Linked DNA regions of Homo sapiens: region 1 is linked to region 2. A link is a loop called in an ENCODE intact Hi-C map of the cell type or tissue named here. Cell type or tissue: ascending aorta. All regions are shown on one strand. Each heading gives the region's core, and the rest is flanking DNA. Links, peaks and the distances in the headings are about the cores only. Region 1 overlaps LRBA (LPS responsive beige-like anchor protein). Region 2 overlaps LRBA (LPS responsive beige-like anchor protein).

Evidence for each region. Peaks named below come from ENCODE experiments on the same cell type or tissue, not always from the same donor. Only the 100,000 strongest peaks of a DNase experiment are listed, where the experiment ranks them.
Region 1: a loop joins it to region 2, with 1.8 times the contacts of the local background. A loop is called at or near these places in 1 of 110 quality-filtered maps.

The regions. Positions count from the first base shown.
Region 1 is chr4:150,300,219-150,304,626 of GRCh38, forward strand. It overlaps LRBA (LPS responsive beige-like anchor protein), which reads right to left. Exons shown (of 57, transcript NM_001364905.1): 53 at 2,407-2,574. Among named protein-coding and RNA genes, the nearest start is that of DCLK2, 220 kb to the left of the region's middle. In ascending aorta, for the core only: no CTCF peak of the experiment used is centred there; a DNase peak (open chromatin) is centred at 2,493.
Region 2 is chr4:150,512,787-150,517,194 of GRCh38, forward strand. All of the region lies in intron 40 of LRBA (LPS responsive beige-like anchor protein), which reads right to left. Among named protein-coding and RNA genes, the nearest start is that of LRBA-AS1, 64 kb to the right of the region's middle. In ascending aorta, for the core only: no CTCF peak of the experiment used is centred there; no DNase peak of the experiment used is centred there.

The DNA.
Region 1 (4,408 bases), core at 311-4,310, 210 kb before region 2:
ATTAAATCGGGGCATCAGACATTATACAGGGGCTTGAAAGGATAAGGTTCACTTTGAGAAAGGTAATTTAATTCAGTCAAGATACATTACAATTTTCTAAAATTTTTATTAGATGTGCTGTTATATTATTCTTTTATTGTTTTTCTTTTCATTGCTAGCATTACTAGGAGGTAATGTCCACCATACTGCAGACAATGAGAGGGTATAGATGAAGTACGCTATGAAAAATATAACATTATAATATTTACTCTAATGCCAACAAGATGGTGTTTTGTGGTGATTTATTTGCTCTAATCATCCTGTGCTTCTGATAACACCTTAACTCAGTTCTGTTGTTGCTTTCATTTTACAGACAAGACAGAAGGACCACAGCAAAGCTTGGAACTTAGATTTTTTTTTTACTACAAACCCCAGGATTTGTTCAGTCCTACTTAATTCGTTTTTTAAAGGCCATGCATGTAAAAACAATCTCTAGGTTGAGTTACAAAGTATTTAAACATATGAAAATATATTTAAATGTATACATATATCATGATATATATCATACTTTCTTCCTTTGCGAAGAGCTGAAAATTCCTAACTTTAAGGCATACTTAACTTTCTGAAATGCAATAGTAATTACATACAAGTGTAGCTAATAGGTCTTTAGCTGCTTTTTAGAATACACATTGGTAATGACGGTGTATAACATAGAGAACATGATTAAGTAAAATAAAACAAGAAACCAAGAACCCAAATATCTATGTGTGTTCAGATTTCTTTATGTGCATGAAATACCTTACATTTTTAAGGCAAGAAAAAGTTCTTAAATATTTTGAGATAAATAGCAAAATGGTAGATTTATTATCAATTTTAAATATAGGTTTGCCTGAGATAATTGAGTGAATCTCGGTAACTGGATTTACAGAAACCAGAAAAAAGAAATTGAAAGGAGTCACTTATTCTAAGAGGACAGACAGGAAGAAGGACCAGAATATTGTGTTCATGATGAAAAGAACATGGTACTTTTCAAAAGAATATGAAAAACAAAATCCCTGAAATTTGCATCTTTGTAATTTCTATTGTAATTACAGAGATGTCTGTATAAATGTGAAATACATGTACACCTACTCCCCGACATATACACACACTACAATTTGATCACAAAGTCTGTATTATCAATAGCATCACAGGCTTAACATTATTTTTCATATCCTATTTGCATAGGAAATTATCCCTTTTTTGATTAAAACAGGAAATATCTATTAGACGTTCATTGAATAAAAACTGTATTTACCTATCACATCAAAGTCTATAATGTACATAATAAGAAACAGCTTTGAAAAATACTTCACACACACTTCTTTTAACATTATACTAGCATTTGACTAAATGTTTTGAAAAAAAGGTTCATTTTCATACAAATATTATACATTTAAGAACAGCTTTGAGAAGTCAATCCAAGATATGATGGACTTAAACATATTTAGACCATTTCACAATCTGGGGTGGAGTGACAGAGCAAGGACCGGGTATTCAGGTAAAGTCATCAGGAAGAATGTGATCCTTCCTTAACCAAATACATTGCAACTTGCCTTAAATTAAGAAACTGTAAATATTTAAGAGCAGTTAAAATGCTCTACCTTCTGAAGTAAAAATCTAAAGCTATTCTTGCAGGAATTCTACAGTGTTGTCATAATCATTTTAATTAAATTCTCATTTTTCAGGTGGTCCCTTTAATTGTTTTTTCCTACTTCTTAATGTGTTTTTCTAAAGCCATTTCTTTTCTGCAGCTGTGTGCGATTGGTTTTAATGGTAGCTGCTTCCTTTTTTGCCTTCTGTGAATTACAATTTTAAATGGTTACACATTTTTTGTTTTACTGCCTTCAGCATAGTTTCATAAAGATGTTTAAGGCTGTTGGTGAACATTTTCATTTCCCATCTGAAAAACCAAGAGCCAATTTGAGTATTCCACATTGGCCTTTTATGACCTGTTTTATCTTTTTAATACATAAATGAAAGCATAATTTTATCAAGACTAGTTTGTTTCTATGAAATTATTATTTTTATTTTGTTCTTTTAAAATATGAATTCAATAAACAAGGTAATATGTGATTGCTCTTTTATGCTGTATCTTCATGAATAAAAACTACTTTATTTGGTGACAGCTATTTCCAATGAAGAACTAGAATTTTTGGATCATAAGAATAGCCTATAATATGAAACATAAGATTTCATGCTTAGATTTTAATTATCAATGGTCACAAAATTGATAATGAGGCTATTTGGATCATTCTTAAATTATAATAAATAAAAAATACTTGATAATCCTGTCTCACTTTTACCATAACAAAAAGGTAACTTTACTGCAAAATGTTATTCTCTACATCCTTGTAAAAGTTTACTTAAAAAATGAGTCATACTTACTGCCTGGGTTATCTCCAATCCCACTGCATTTTCCATTCCAATACCACAGCAAAAGAGTTGCATCACGTGACCCTGAGAGAATGTAGCAATTTCCCCCAATATATGACTCAGAACGAGCAAGGCAAGTGACGACATCCCAATGGCCAAACACCACTTGGATCAATCTTCCTGTAATGCAAAACAATTTTCTTTAAAAATGCTATTAAAAAAATAAAAATTCTAGTGAACAGATAACTTGTAAAACAACGAAGCTATATGAACTCTGATGGTCATAATTCAGATTTTATAATAATTTGACATGGTCCAACCTAACAGTTTTCTTTGCATGCTAACAAGAACAACAAAAAAACAATTGAAAATTGTTAACATTTTTGAAAGGCATGTGTTAAAACTATTTCAACAAATAATACTTGAGGACCATGGCACTGTATCATTACAAATGGCTTCTATAAATTACAAATGAATCATGTTTACTGATTAAAGCAGGCCCAGGAGAACCCTTTTGGAACCATTTTAACACTTTCTTGAGTTACTCTATATGATTCAAAATTAAACTTAGTTGCTTTTCTGTAAAAGTACTCATAATTTAGATGTCACTAATAAAAACCTATTTCTGATTTACTGAAGATTTAATGTATTTCTTGTTTTAAGTGATCTATACAAAGACAATATAAGACACTTTGGAGAGCTTCTACCTTTTCAAATCAGGATTATATGGAAATTATGATGAAAGAACTAATATATTGTGATTGCAATTTGAGCCAGGTGATTCTTTGTCTTAATTTTCTGATGAAAATTCCTTGAGGGTGAAATCAAGATGGTAATGACTGGGGACAAAGGAGAGGAACCCAGTAAACTTACTATATATCTAGGGCTTCAAACACAGAACAGTTGTTCATGTAAAGGTGTCAGAAAAAAAGTAAAGCCCTCACCCTTTTTTGTTATTTTTATTTATTTATTTTTTTGAGGCGGAGTCTCGTTCTGTCGCCCAGGCTGGAGTGTAGTGGCGCGATCTTGGCTCACTGCAAGCTCTGCTTCCCAGGTTCACGCCATTCTCCTGCTCAGCCTCCCAGGTAGCTGGGACTACAGGCACCCACCACCACCACGCCCGGCTAATTTTTTGTATTTTTAGTAGAGACGGGGTTTCACTGTGTTAGCCAGGATGGTCTCGATCTCCTGACCTTGTAATCCACCCGCCTGGGCCTCCCAAAGTGCTGGGATTACAGGCGTGAGCCACCGTGCCCAGCAGCCCTCACCCTTTAAGAATCTTTGTTTAACCAGATATGGTGGTAGTAATTCACACAAACTTGTCTAAACAATTAAATAGCTGTGACAGACCCCCATTCCATCTTTAGAATTTCTAGCTTACATATTTCCTTTGAAATGTCTACAGAGTCTACAGATGAATGCCATACAATGTCTACCCTTAATATTCAGCATGGCTTTCTTTTTCTTTAAATAAGTTTTTATATTTCGATTATAAAATATAATTCCGATGTTCAAGAAAAAAAGGCTACTAAGCTGAAAATTAAATTAATATGCCTAAATAGGTTATGTGTTTAACCCGTAATACATTGTAAACTTCTTAAAAGGTTAAGGTCCCAAGTACTGGCATATCAAGTGTATTTAACTTTTCAAGATAATAAATATAAGATAATATTTACATTAAATTTTTAAAATTCTTGATTTTAATAAATCTAAGGCTTATTATGAAGGCTGAAAATTTAGAAATAAAATTCTGAAATATTATCTAAATCAGATGGAAAAGTCAAATACATGTTTTCATTCATGAGTGGCAGTCTTGCATATAGCCTACTTCTAATAAATTTAAAATCAGATTCACTTCAATCTCAAGTTGCAAAACTAATATAGTACTTTTTTTCTCCTGTGATTAAGGGAGAGCAGACTTCAAAGCAAGTGTCTCTAGCTGCTAAATGTTCAAGATGTTCACTTTTGAATTTCTTCAGCCTTTTAAGTTGACACCAAAACATTTCATTAAAAA
Region 2 (4,408 bases), core at 278-4,277:
CATGTTTCTGAACACCTTCACCTCCCCCCAAAAAAGGGAACAGGTAATAAAAATATGCAATGTAGATTTGCTATATTATGTAAGAATATTCAATTCTGCTTTAGAAGACAAGAAAACAAATGTGATAGATGAACACAAAAGAAACATTAAACATTAATAGTAACATAATAGCTTCCAAGATGTAGGCAAAAAGTCATAGGCTATGTTAAGTATAGGTAAGGAAGTAAGTGGCTTATGAGAGACAGACAAAATTCAAATGATGTTAAATACGTACAGTCAATTTAAAGTTTGAAATCAGCAAGACCTGTCAAAGACAGAATACATTGAATGTATGATGGCACACAAAAAAAGTGCTATTTACAGATGGATGGAAAGACCACCTCAAGGTATAATCATACTACCTCTGTGCTGGGTCTCTCATATTTCTGCAGATCTTAGAGGAAAGTAGTAATTGCCATCTTATATGACACACTGTTTTCAAGGATGTTTGCATAATTAATAGCCTTGGAAGAGACAGTATCTCAGTTTACAGCAATGGGCAGGTTTGTTTACTGTCCAGTATAAGAAAGGTAATGATGCTTTATAAGGCAGAGGCCAGATCTTACTGCCCATTGTAAAAATTTTAGGTTCTCTACAGTTGAGGTTGCTTAACTGGGATGTAAACTCACTGGGAACACAGCATCCACCTGGGTCCCACCTGGGTCCTCATTGGGAACACAGCACCCACCTGGGTCTGTTCATGATGCCCTAATAAAATACTGCAGACTAGGTGGCTTAAACAACAGGTGTGATTTCTTGGAGTTCTGGAGGCTGGGAAGTCCAAGATCAAGTTGCCAGCCAGTTTGGTTCCTGCTGAGGGCTCTCCTCCTGGCTTGCAGATGACTTCCTGCTCCCTGTCCCCTCACATAGTGGAGACAGAGAATTTCTCTTTCATCGTCTTCTTATAAGGCCAAAGTCCTATCAGATTGGGGCCGCATCCTTATGACCTCATTTACTCTTCATTACCTCCTAAAGAGTCTATCTCCAGATTCAGTCACACTGGGGGTTACAGCTTCAACATATAAATTTTGGGGAAATACACATCAGTCCATAGCATCTCCAACAAGTCACTCCATGAAACTTGGGGATGCGAGGGAAATAGACACTAACAAGATGCTTACTCTGCTTGTGCTGTAAGTCTTTGTCCCTAACCTTTGTCCTATGTCTTCTGCCAACATCTAAGAAACTGTGGCAAGATAAATTGTTAGCTTGCATTTCAGACCTTTCATAGTTTTTTTGTTGTTGTTTTGTTTTGTTTGTTTTTGAGATGGAGTTTCACTCTTGTCACCCAGGCTGGAGTGCAATGGCATGATCCTGGCTCACTGCAACCTCCGCCTCCCGAGTTCAAGTGATTCTCCTGCCTCAGCCTCCCAAGTAGCTGGGATTACAGGCATGTGCCACCACGCCCAGCTAATTTTGTATTTTTAGTAGAGACGGGGTTTCACCATGTTGGCCAGGCTGGTCATGAACTCCTGACCTCAGGTGATCCACCCGCCTTGGCCTCCTTAAGTGTTGGGATTACAGGTGTGAGCCACCACATGCCGGGCCCCTTTCATAGTTCCTGACAACCTGGATGATATCTATGCCGGCTTTAAATTGCCCACCCATTGATAATACCCAGTATAGCCCCACTCTGGCCCCTGTGGTTTTATCTGCACAAGAAATGCAGAAAAAAACTTGTAAAACTATTCAGCAGGTTAATTGGTTGGCTCCAGCTATGACCAGGGATAGCTGCTGCTGTGTGTCTCTAATAGAGCTGGTGTGTTTCATTGGACCGGAACACTTTCCTTCTGTGGTCTCCCTTGTACTCAAACCTCAATTCTGGCACTTGTAACATCAAAGAAAGGCATACGAGGCAGAAAAAGAGACAGGACATATAAATGTTACATGAACCAGGACTCAAGAACTCTGATCTTTCTACCTGCTTGCATTCGATCCGAAGTATATTAACTTATCCCAACTCTCTTCCATTTCTTCTTATTGCGTATGTTAAATTGATTTAATGAATCATCTGCTTTGAGAAGCTTATTTGATCTGTGAGCCCTTCTGTTCTGTGAAATCTGGGACGACTTGCCTGGTAGTGTACTAGGAGGCAACATTGCATTAGGTAATTTCCCACAGAACAGGTTCATAGCTAACCTTTATCTCGCCTTAAACTACCGTTGAAAAAAATTATTCTAGGCCACTGGGGAAAAAATAGGAAGCTCCATAATTCATTTATTAAGCCAGCATAATGTTAATGCTGAAAACTTAAAAAGAGATAAAGAGACTATCAAAAAGGAAAATAATAGAGCATTTTTATCACTGAATAAAGATACAACACTCTTAAGTAATCTGTAAGCAAACAGAATCCAGCAATGTCTAATGAGAACAATATAACATTACCAAGGAGGGTATTTTCTTGGATTGCAAGAGTGGTTCAATACCAGGAAATCCACAACAGGAGATCTACTCCTTATATCAACAAATTAAAAGGAAAACATTGCATCATCATTTACTAGATGCTGAAAAGCATTTGATCAAATTCAGGAACCACCACTAAAGAAAAAAAGTTAGTAAAACAGGAGTGGAAAATATTACGTAAAATAAAGACTTTTTACCAGAAACCAACAACAAATATTAGCTATGTGATCTGGGGTCAGTCATGTAGGCTTCTCACCTCAGATGCTTGTCTTAAATTAATTAGTGTAGGTACAGCTAGTAAAACAGGGCCTGGCACATCATAAGCACTATGCATGGGTTAGCAATTATTATTACAATAATAATTATCACCAGTCAAATTGCAAAAGTTGTAATAAATGAAATAATAAAATGTAAAACCTGGTATAAACATTGAAAAGAAAGATGAAAATGCATTTGAAATATCCAAAGTACTCCAAATGATTAACGGAAATATATATAAGATAAACATGGGAACTATTAATATTTGTTCTCCATTTTAGCATTTGACACAAATATTGAAATTAGAAAAAAATTTCATTCATAATTGCAAGAAAAACATTACACACTTAGGAATAATTTTAACAAGAAAGGCAGAGAGGGACCATGGGACAAAAAATATAAAACAATTATTAGAGGAACACAAAGTACAATCTGAACACCCAAAAAACTTTTATAATAGTAAGAAAATACCATTAAAATGTAAATTTACCAAAAACCAATATGTATATGAGTTTTATAAATTATAATTAAAGTGACAATAGGACTTTTTTAAAGGCTTCATAAAATTATTTAATGTTTACAAACTATATACCAGAAAATAGTCAATAAAAGGATGAAAACAAAGACTAGTAAGGAGTATTCTACCTTAAACAATATGCAAATGGCATAAAAACAAATATATATTTTTTTAAAACATTAGACTGTAATTCAGTCTGACATTTTCTATTCTCTTTTTTTTTTTTTTTTTTTTTTTTTTGCTAAGTACCTGTTGTGATGCACAAAGCTGATAGCACAGCTTAATGTGGAATGATCAACACATATGCAAAGCACCTAGACTGTACAGTGGCTTGCACACAGTTACCTTTCTATTGTTCTTCCCATGTGACTACATATATAATCTAAAGGCCAAGAGAATTTTTAAACCATAATTGGAACTCAGAAAGTACTAAAAAATATTTATACCTATAACTTTGTAAAATTGTAAAATTAATGGCAAAAATATGACTGATAAAGTCAAATAGTGAAAGATCTGAAAAAGCTATTTCATGATAAAGGGTTACTATAATATACAATACTTATAAAATAAAAAATGAATAGAAAATGGATAAAGAATATAAAAGGAATTTCACAGAATTCAAATGTCCAGCATTTTAAAAATGCTGAAGTTTATTAGTAGTACTAAAAAAGACATTAAAATAATTTATACCCCAGAAACAATAAAAAAATTAAGAGTTATAATACATTTTGCTGACAAGAGTGCAGACAAAAGTGTATATTGTTGGTAGAAGCATGAAATGTAAAATCCCTTTGGAAAGTAATCCAAAATTATTTATCAAAAATAAAAATATGTATGGCCTTTGACCCAACAAGCTTTTGGATAACAAATAGAAATAATAGTTTTATTACATCAACATGTAGGGATGGTTATTCCCACATTTTTCATAGTGACAAAAAAATGAAAATAAGACTTTGAAATCCAATGCAAATCACTGGGAAAATGGTGGTATATTTATGATGTATCTTCTTCAGTCATTTAAAAGAATGAATTAAAGTCACAGAGTTGACTTGGCTGGATATCCACAATCAATATATTATGGAGTGAGATAAACAAACATACCAAGTTGTATATATTATATGACTTTATTTTTGTAAATCAATGACACTCACTCCCTACAACATACATAAGTTTATATGAAAATGAAGAAAA